2 separate regions of the Homo sapiens genome follow, and region 1 is linked to region 2. A link is an interaction called in ENCODE POLR2A ChIA-PET data of the cell type or tissue named here. Cell type or tissue: Panc1. All regions are shown on one strand.

The links. Peaks named below come from ENCODE experiments on the same cell type or tissue, not always from the same donor. Only the 100,000 strongest peaks of a DNase experiment are listed, where the experiment ranks them.
Region 1: POLR2A ChIA-PET joins it to region 2 with 7 read pairs; 5 of 35 experiments call an interaction of 5 or more read pairs at or near these places.

What each region holds. Positions count from the first base shown.
Region 1 is chr12:50,201,032-50,206,031 of GRCh38, reverse strand. LIMA1 (LIM domain and actin binding 1) reads left to right here. Exons shown (of 11, transcript NM_016357.5): 5 at 1-48; 6 at 1,332-1,480. Among named protein-coding and RNA genes, the nearest start is that of MIR1293, 31 kb to the left of the region's middle. In Panc1, no CTCF peak of the experiment used is centred here; no DNase peak of the experiment used is centred here; H3K27ac peaks cover 3,915 bases.
Region 2 is chr12:50,340,904-50,345,903 of GRCh38, reverse strand. All of the region lies in intron 4 of FAM186A (family with sequence similarity 186 member A), which reads left to right. Among named protein-coding and RNA genes, the nearest start is that of FAM186A, 53 kb to the left of the region's middle. In Panc1, no CTCF peak of the experiment used is centred here; no DNase peak of the experiment used is centred here.

The sequences.
Region 1 (5,000 bases), 140 kb after region 2:
AGATCTCTGAAAACAGCTATTCTCTAGATGACCTGGAAATAGGCCCAGGTAAGCAGAGAGTTCCATGTGTATGAGGTCCTTTAGGAAGTACTCACTAGTAGTAACATCTTTTGGACTCGAAGCCAATGCTTTTAAAGGAAGAGTGGCACAAATTAAAAGGAAGTCTGCCTATTAGATGCAAGCCATTCTCAAATCTCATTGCTCTCGATAAATAGCTTTTTTTTTTTTTTTTTTTTTGAGACGGAAGTTGACGTGCTCCCAAAGTGCTGGGATTACAGGCATGAGCCGTCATGCCCGGCTGCTTTTTTCATATTTTTAATCCACCCTTGTTAGTGGTAACCTATGGTAAGCAAAGGGTACTTTGAGGAGCTATAAGTAAAGTGCTACGATCAGTTTTGCCTCCAGTCATCTGGGGTTTGAGGGCTTCAGTAGATGGGCTGTGTCCCCTATCAGGTTTGGTTACCCTGTATTACCAGTGATAACATAACACTTTGAGAGTGGAATTATGTTTTAAAGGGGACATATACAGGCACTTCACAAAAGAAAAAATTAGTAAAAACAGGAAAACATCAGCTACCTAGTCATCAAAGAAATGTAAATTAAAAAGCATTGAGATCTCTTCTTTTTCATGTTAAATTAGCCAGAATTTTAAAATACGAGCCCAGGCATGGTGGCTCAGACCTATAATCTCAGCACTTAGGGAGGCTGAGACAGGAGGACCACTTAAATCCAGGAGTTTGAGACCAGCCTGGGCAACATAGACCTATCTCTACAGAAAAAAAAAAAAAAAGCCCAGCGTGGTGGTGCATCCTTGAAGTCACTGCTACTTGGGAAACTGAGGTGGTTGGATCATTTGAGCCCAAGACTTCAAAGCTGCAGTGAGCTATGATTGTACCACTGCCCCATACTCTAGCCTGGGTGACAGAGTGAGACCCTGTCTCAAAAAATAAAATATGCAATCCTCAATTATGGTAAGGTTCTTTTAATGCTAAGAAAGTGAGTGAATATTACTTTATAAATGACAATTATATTCCTGATTTTCTTCTTCGTGCTTTTAACAGAAGATATTGGCCATTAGATAAAAATAACCCAAAATTTAGAATTTTGAAATTATTTGAATCACTTTTATCTTCTAATAAAACATGTTGGCCAGTCACGGTGGTTTACACCTATAATTCCAGCGCTTTGGGAGGCTGAGGCGGGAGGATATCTTGAGCTCAGGAGTTCGAGGCTGTAGTGAGCTATGATCGTGCCACTGCACTTCAGCCTGGGTGATAGAGTGAGACCCCATCTCAGAAATAAAATAAAACATGTTATTTGGATGCTTCCAGGTCAGTTGTCATCTTCTACATTTGACTCGGAGAAAAATGAGAGTAGACGAAATCTGGAACTTCCACGCCTCTCAGAAACCTCTATAAAGGATCGAATGGCCAAGTACCAGGCAGCTGTGTCCAAACAAAGCAGCTCAACCAACTATACAGTATGTGTTCTGCATCATTCATTCATTCATTCATTCCATCATCCAGCAGATGGTCACTGAGTACTGGAATTAGGAAATGTCACCAGACCCTTGTATCTGAGCCCTGGTCCCCTAGCTGTTCTCTTTTCACATGAACCCTACCCTCGCTGGATTTGCAGTTCTTACCATGGTCTAATCCTGACTTTGCTTTCTTAGTCCTGGTTCCCACCCCACTCACTTTTTTTGTGATGTTACCAGTGAGTATCATTGAGAGTTTCCCTGGCTCTTCTACTTAATCTTTGTGTTGTTAAAGAAGTAGTATTTTATTAGTTTTAATATAACTCTTATTTTATCTTGGTTGTTGAGGGAAGAAGGAAGAAGACTGAAGAGCTTATTTTGGCTTTTGAGGGAAGAAAGAAGAAGACTGGAGAGAAATATCAGCTGTGTTCATTAACGAGGGTTTTTTTTGTGATTTTTTACTGAGATATAACTCACATAATATAAAATCACCATTTTAAAGTATACAATCTTGTGATACTTAGCATATTCACAAGGTTGTACAACCATTACCACTGTTTAATTCCAGAACCTTTCCATCACCCTGAAAAGAAACTTCATACCTGTGTAGTCACTCCCAACTTCCCCTGCTCTCATCCCCTGGCAACCACTTAGCTACTTCCTGTCTTTATGTATCTGCCTATTTTGGAAATTTCATATGAAGGAGTCATACAGTAGATCTTCTACTTAATCTTTAATCCTTACGATGTACTGTTTTCCTAAAGAAGTAGAATAGTAGATAAGGAAAAGGGAGAGATCACAAGAAGGTGACGTGCTCAGTAAGCATGAAAATTTTGATATTCAGCTGGGTGTGATGGCTCACACCTGTAATCCCAGCACTTTGGGAGGCCGAGGTGGGCAGATTGCCTGAGGTCAGGAGTTCAAGACCAGCTTGGCTAACGTGGTGAAACCCCATCTCTACTAAAAATACAAAAATTAGCCAGCATGGTGGCAGGCACCTGTAATCCCAGCTACTTGGGAGGCTGAGGCAGGAGAATCGCTGGAACCCAGGAGGCAGAGGTTGCAGTGAGGCAAGATTGCGCCACTACACTCCAGCCTGGGCGACACAGCAAGACTCCGTCTCCAGGAAAAAAAAAAAAGATTGGTATTCAAAATACAATGGAGGGTCCTTCCCCTTTACGTTGTCCTGTGCTTAACGGGTAAGCTGATGCTACAGAACTGCTAAATTGAAGTTACCTTATAGCCAGGCGCAGGAGCTCACACCGTAATCCCAACACTTTGGGAGCCTGAGGTGGGTGGGTCATTTGAAGTCAGGAGTTCAGAACCAGCCTGGCCAACATGGTGAAATCCCGTCTCTACTAAAAATACAAAAAAAAAATTAGCCAGGTGTAGTGGCACACACCTGTAATCCCAGCTACTAGGGAGGCTGAGGCAGGAGAATCACTTGAACCTAGGAGATGGAGGTTACAGTGAGCTGAGATCACACCACTGTACTCCAGCCTGGGTGACAGGGTGAGACTCCATCTCAAAAAAAAAAAAAAAAAAAGGAAGTTACCTTTCAAATGCCATTTATTCACATATATATGTATACACACACATAGATACAAATGTACACACACATATTTTTGTATCCTTCAAGCATTTGTTCTAAGATTTCAAATTACAAACCATTAATCTCTTGATGTCCTAATTGTCTAACAAAATCAAAAAGAACAATATTGAATTTTATTTGTTCTTAGGCAGATCGAAATTGGTGCATATTGGAAACCATAATGAGTATTCTGGGAGTTAAGCCTTCTCTTCCCCACATTATTAAGTATACATTCTCTAATAATATTTGGTGGACTAATTCTCTGGGCAATGAATAATTTCATCTTGGTTTTTTAACTGTAATTTTAACAACTTTATGTTTTAAGAAGAGATGATGTGTGTAAATCAATTAGCAAAGTGGAGTATCACAGGCTGATTATGCACCGTGAATGTGAAAAGCGAGCAAATTTAGACTTCCCTTAGAAGGCAGGTCAGGAGATACAGCAAATTGGGATCTGCGAAGCTGAACTTCCTCTTGTTACCAGATTTTACTGCTTCTCAGTGCCCTCCTGCTGTAAACATTCCCACCAGGTGACTCCCTATGTGGGGAAACCTGTTGAGTAACTTTTTTTTTTTAACTCCTAACCATTTCTGCATTACAGTTCTCCTGCTCTGGAGATTTTAAGAGTTGAAAACTCTTTGGGAATTCTTGTAAAAAGTACATTTTGTCTCATCCCCAAAGAATTTCCCAGGCCCCTTACAGAATATGGTTGTAACAAGGCACATACATACTCTCTGGCAGCAGTTCTGGAGGTGGGGCTTTGAGATGGGGTCAGGAATGAGTTGTTGGGCTATATAATGTTCTGCAGTGCTAGCTGCCAGCTCCTCCTCACAGATGCACCTCCGGTGCTGTGGGTCGTAATCTAGAATACCATCACTAGGTGACTAAGTCATACTCACATTCCTTTCATTGACCTGGTGGCCATAAATTGTTTCCTCCCATGCCTAAAGATTCACAGAGAACAGAAAAGTACTAGATTACTACATTATTAGCAGACTAATGGTGGGAAATGTCTATAGTCATCGACCTCTATGTTTATTTTATTTTATTTTATTTTTTTATTTTGAGATGGAGTTTCACTCTTGTTCCCCAGGCTGGAGTGCAGTGGCGTGATCTCGGCTCACTGCAACCTCTGCCTCCCTGATTCAAGCGATTCTCCTGCCTCAGCCTCCCAAGTAACTGGGATTACAAGTGTGCACCACCACACGTGGCTAATTTTTTGTATTTTTAGTAGAGACAGGATTTCACCATGTTCGCCAGGCTGGTCTTGAACTCCTGACCTCAGGCGATCCACCCGCCTCAGCTTCCCAAAGTGCTGGGATTACAGGCGTGAGCCACTGCACCCAGGTTCTATGTTGATTTTAGATGTAATAGATGAGTTAATTGTAATATTCACCCCAGTGTCCTTTGCAAGGAAAAAAATGCAATTATCCTTATTCCTTATGACAATAAAATGCATGTTCTTTTATGTTGAGGCTCTGTTTTGAGAAGTAAAATAAATTATGTCTTTAGTACAATATATGAATTGTATATGGAAAAACATGCTTTTTGAAAGTCCCACCAAAAAGGTTTCTTTATGGTATCATTAAATATAATTTCAGTTTTTATATGTATACATCATCCCTGTCTCTCTTTCCAGGCCGGGCATTTATATATGTATGGTCAGTATATTTTCTATTATTGGCACTTGGCATCTCCTTTCCCCTGCTCCAGAATGGTCTTTTCTGATAAAACTCACAAGCTTTGCATTACCACAAGCTCTGCTGCTAGAAGAGTGAATCACAAGAATGTTGTATGCTTGGGGTGTTCTGTGTGCCTGTGTTGATGTGTCTGTATTCTAATGAGCAATCCAGTTTTACACTAGCATACAGATATTTAACTCTGAGGTATGTGTCCACAAAGCTGCTTTTGTCATTTCACTAGTCAGTGGGT
Region 2 (5,000 bases):
AAACTACCAATGTCATTTTTCACTACATTAGAAAAAACTATTGTAAAATTCATATGGAACCAAAAAAGAGCCCAAATAGCCAAAGCCATCCTAAGCAAAAACAACAAAGCTGGAGGCATATTACATTATCCAACTTCAAACTATACTATAAGGCTACAGTAACCAAAACAACATTGTACTGGTACAAAAACAGACACATAGATCAATGGAACAGAATAGAGAACCCAGAAATAAAGCCCCATACCCACAATCATCTAATTGTGGACAAAGTCAACAAAAACAAGCAATGAGGAAAGGACTCTCTGTCCAATAAATGATGCTGGGACAGCTGGCTGGCCATATGCAGAAGAATGAAATTGCATCCCTACCTTTCACCATATACAAAAATTAACTCGAGATGGATTAAAGATTTAAATGTAAGACCTCAAACTATACAAATCCTAGAAGAAAACCTAGGAAATACCATTCTGTTTCTTTTTTTGTTTTTATTTATGTATTAGAGACAGAGTTTTTGCTCTGTTGCCCAGGTTGGAGGGCAGTGGCACGATCTCACCTCACTGCAACCTCTGCCTCCTGAGTTCAAGCCATTCTCCTGCCTCAGCCTTGCTAACAGATGTTAGCAAGGCTGCAGAGAAAAGGAATGCTTATACGCTGTTAATGAGAATGTAAATTAGCTCAGCCACTGTGGAAAGTAGTTTGAAGATTTCTTGTTTTTATGGTGGTGGTGGTGTTTTGTTTTTGTTTTTTGTTTTGTTTTGTTTTTTAGACGAAGTTTTGCTCTTGTTGCCCACCCCTGGCTAATTTTTGTATTTTTAGTAAAGACAGAATTTCATCATATTGGTCAGGCTGGTCTCGAACTCCTGACTTCAGGTGATCTACCCGCCTTCGCCTCACACAGTGCTGGGATTACAGGCGTGAGCCACCGCGCTCGGCCTTGTTTTGTTTTTTGACATGGTCTCACTCTCTTGTCCAGGGCAATGATGGCTCACTGCAGTTTAGATCTCCTGGGCTCATGCAATTTTCCCATATCAGCCTCCGAGTAGCTGGGACTACAGGCCTATGCCATCATGCCTGGCTAATTTTTTAATTTTTTATTTTTTGTAGGGATAGGGTCTTACTATGTTTCCCAGGCTAGTCTTGAACTCCTGGGCTCAAGTTATCCTCCTGCCCCAGCCTCCCAAAATGTTGGGATTACAGGCCTGAGACAACATGCCCAGCTGAGATTTCTCGAAGAACTTAAAATAGATCTACCACTTGACCCAGCAATCCCATTACTGGGTATATATTCAAAGGAAAATAAATTATTATACCAAAAAGACACATGCACTTGTCTGCTCATTGCAGCATTATTCACAAAGACATGGAATCAACCTAGGTACACATCAGTGGTGGACTGGATAAAGAAAATGTGGTATATATACAACATATGGAATACTATGCTGCCATAAACAAGAACAAAATCATGTCCTTTGCAGCAAATGGATGCAGTTGGAGGCCATTATCCTAAACAAATTAACAGAAGAACAGAAAACCAAATACCGACATTCTTGCTTATAAATGGAGCTAAATGTTGGGTACACAGGGACATAAAGATGGGAACAACAGACACTGGGGACCACTAGTAGGGGAGAGAGGAAGTGGGACAAGGTTTGAAAAACTACCTATTGGGTACTATGGTCATAACCTGCGTGATGGGATCATTTGTACCCCAAATCTCAGCATCATGCAATATAACCATGTAACAAACCTGCATATGTACCCTCTGAATCTAAAGTAAAAGTTGAACTTACTAAAATAAAAAAGAAAAGTTGAATTAAACCAAATTCAATTTGAAAAAAAAAAAAAAATAGACTGGCTGGGTGTGGTGGCTTATCCTGTAATCCTAGTACTTTGGGAGGCCAAGGTGGTGAATCACTTGAATCCAGGAGTTCGAGACCAGCCTGGCCAACATGGTGAAACCCCATCTCTACAAAAAAAAAAAAAAAGGCTGGGTGTGGTGGCTCACACCTATAATCCCAGCACTTTGGGAGGCCAAGGCAGGCAGATCACGAGGTCAGGAGAATGAGGACTATCCTGGCTAACACAGTGAAACCCCGTCTCTACTAAAAATACAAAAAATTAGCTGGGCATGGTGGCGGGCGCCTGTAGTCCCAGCTACTCTGGAGGCTGAGGCAGGAGAATGGCTTGAACCCGGGAGGTGGAGGTTGCAGTGAGCCGAGATTGCACCACTGCACTCCAGCCTGGGTGACGGAGCGAGACTCCGTCTCAAAGAAAAAAAAGAAAAAAGAGAGAGAAAACAAAAACCCATGGATTAGCTGGGTTCGCTGTAGTCCCAGCTACTCAGGAAGCTGAGGCATGAGAATTGCTTGAGCCCGGGAGACGGAGGTTGCAATGAGCCAAGATCGCACCACTGCACCACTGCACTCCAGCCTGGGCAACAGAGCAAGACTCTGTCTCAGAAAACAGCAACAACAGCAACAACAATAAAAAAACCCTGAATGTTCAATTTTGTTAAATAATGTGATTTGAGCACTTTATTTTCACATGTATTAAAGAAAATGTGGGCTGGGAAGGTGGCTTATGCTTGTAATCACAGCACCTTGGGAAGCTAAGGCGGGAGGATTGCTTGAGGCCAGGAGTTTTGAGACCAGCCTGAACAACACATGGGGCCCCGTCTTTCTTTTTTCCTGAGATAGGGTCTCGCTATGTTGCCTGTGCTGGAGTGCAGTGGCGTGATCACTGTACACTGCAGTCTCAACTTCCCGGGTTTAAAATATCCTCCCACTTCAGCCTCCCCAGTAGCTAATTTTTAAACTTTTTGTAAAGATAGGGTCTCCTGTTGCCCAGGCTGGTCTTGAATTCCTAGGCTCAAATGATCCTACCACCTCGGCATCCCAAAGTGCTGGGATTACAGTTGTCAGCCACTGCACCCAGCCTGACTCCATCTTTAAAAAAAAAAAAAAAATTATCTAGTCTTGGTGGTGTGCACCTGTAGTCCCAGCTATTTGGAAAACTGAGACAGGAGGACTGCTTGAGCCCAGGAGTTCAAGGATGTGATGAGTTATGATCGTGTTGTGCCACTGCACTCCACCCTGGGTGACAGAGCGAGACATTGTCTCAAAAAAAAAAAAGGTCGGGAGCGGTGGCTCACGCCTGTAATCCCAGCACTTTGGGAGGCTGAGGCGGGTGGATCACGAGATCAGATCGAGACCATCCTGGCTAACATGGTGAAACCCTGTCTCTACTAAAAATACAAACAAAACTAGACAGATGTGGTAGCATGTAGCTGTAGTCCCAGCTACTCGGGAGGCTGAGGCCGGAAAATCACTTGAACCCAGGAGGCAGAGGTTGCAGTGAGCCGAGATCATGCCACTGCACTCCAGCCTGGGCAACAGAGCGAGACTCTCTCTCTAAAAAAAAATTTTAAAAAATAAAATAAAATAAAAAATAAAAAATAAAAAAGGAGATTTTTCCCCCTTAGTTCTATTAATATAATTATATTAAACCATCATTGCATTCCTGTCATAAATCCTATTTGTTCTACATGTAACATTCTTTGTTTTTTTGTTTTGTTTTGTTTTTGTTTTTGTTTTTTTTAAGACAAGAGTCTCACTTGGTTGCCCAGGCTGGAGTGCAGTGGCATGATCTCAGCTCACTGCAACCTCTGCCTCCCAGGTTCAAGCAATTCTCTTGCATCAGCCTGTTTCAGCCTCCAGAGTAGCTGGGATTACAGGCACGCCGCCGCCATGCCTGGCTATTTTTTTTTTCCTTCCTTGACTATATTGTAGAATCACTATATTTTATTAAGGATTTTTCTCATTCATATTCATAAGTTAAGTTTGGCAGGCAGTTTACTTCTTATGGTATTATCTTTGTGAAGTTTTGGTATAATCTTAAGCTTGCATCATTAAAAAATGTGGAAGTTTATCTTTTGTGCTCTGAAACAATTTAATAGTAAAATTAGCTGTTCTTTTAAGGTTTGGCAGATTTCCCCTATGATATTACACTGGCTTAGTACTTTTTGAAGGGAGTTCTTTGACAGCTTTCTCTCAATTTTATCTTTTTTTTTGAGACGAAGTCTTGCTCTGTTGCCCAAGCTGGAGTGCAGGGGCACGATCTCAGCTCATTGCAACCTCCGCCTCCTGGGTTCAGGGAATTCTCCTGCATCAGCCTCCTGAGTAGCTGGGATTACAGATGCACATCACTACGCCCAGCTAATTTTTGTATTTTTAGTAGAGACAGGGTTTCACCATGTTGGCCAGGTTGGTCTCGAACTCCTGACCTCGTGATCTGCCCACCTTGGCCTCCCAAAGTGCTGGGATTACAGGTATGAGCCACTGTGTCAGGTCGCTTTCTCAATTTTTAGGATTCATTTAGATTTATTGAAGACTTTGAGAACCTAAGTAGCATAATCTGACCTGTCTCAGTAAAATCATTTAAAAATATGACTTTATACAATCATAACCTTAATCCCATCGAGGATCAATTCATTCTTTCAGAAAGCTCTTCTCTAATATTTAATGTTATAATAACAAAATCACAGACAGATGCAACAACAAATAAAATACTGAAAGATTAAAAATTTTATGACAAGGATGGCTAGGTCAAGAAGATTCTAATATTATATGTAAGAGAAAAATACTACAGTAATATAAACTGTTTTTGAATAAAGATTTCTGTAGAGCCTCTGTAAGTGAAGAATTCTACATTTAAGTGCTAAAATATAGTTTTAGAATTGTATTCCCTCATGATCGGTGAAATATATCTGAGAAGAGATGACAGGGAAGATGTAAAATTAGAAAAGATGAGCTGGGCGCGGTGGCTCATGCCTGTAATCCCAGCACTTTGGGAGGCCAAGGCAGGCAGATCACCTGAGGTCAGGAGTTTGAGAACAGCCTGGCCAACAAGGCAAAACCCCATCTCTACCAAAAATACAAAAATTAGCTGGGCATGATGGCGTGCACCTGTAATGCTGGCTACTTGGGAGGCTGAGGCAGGAT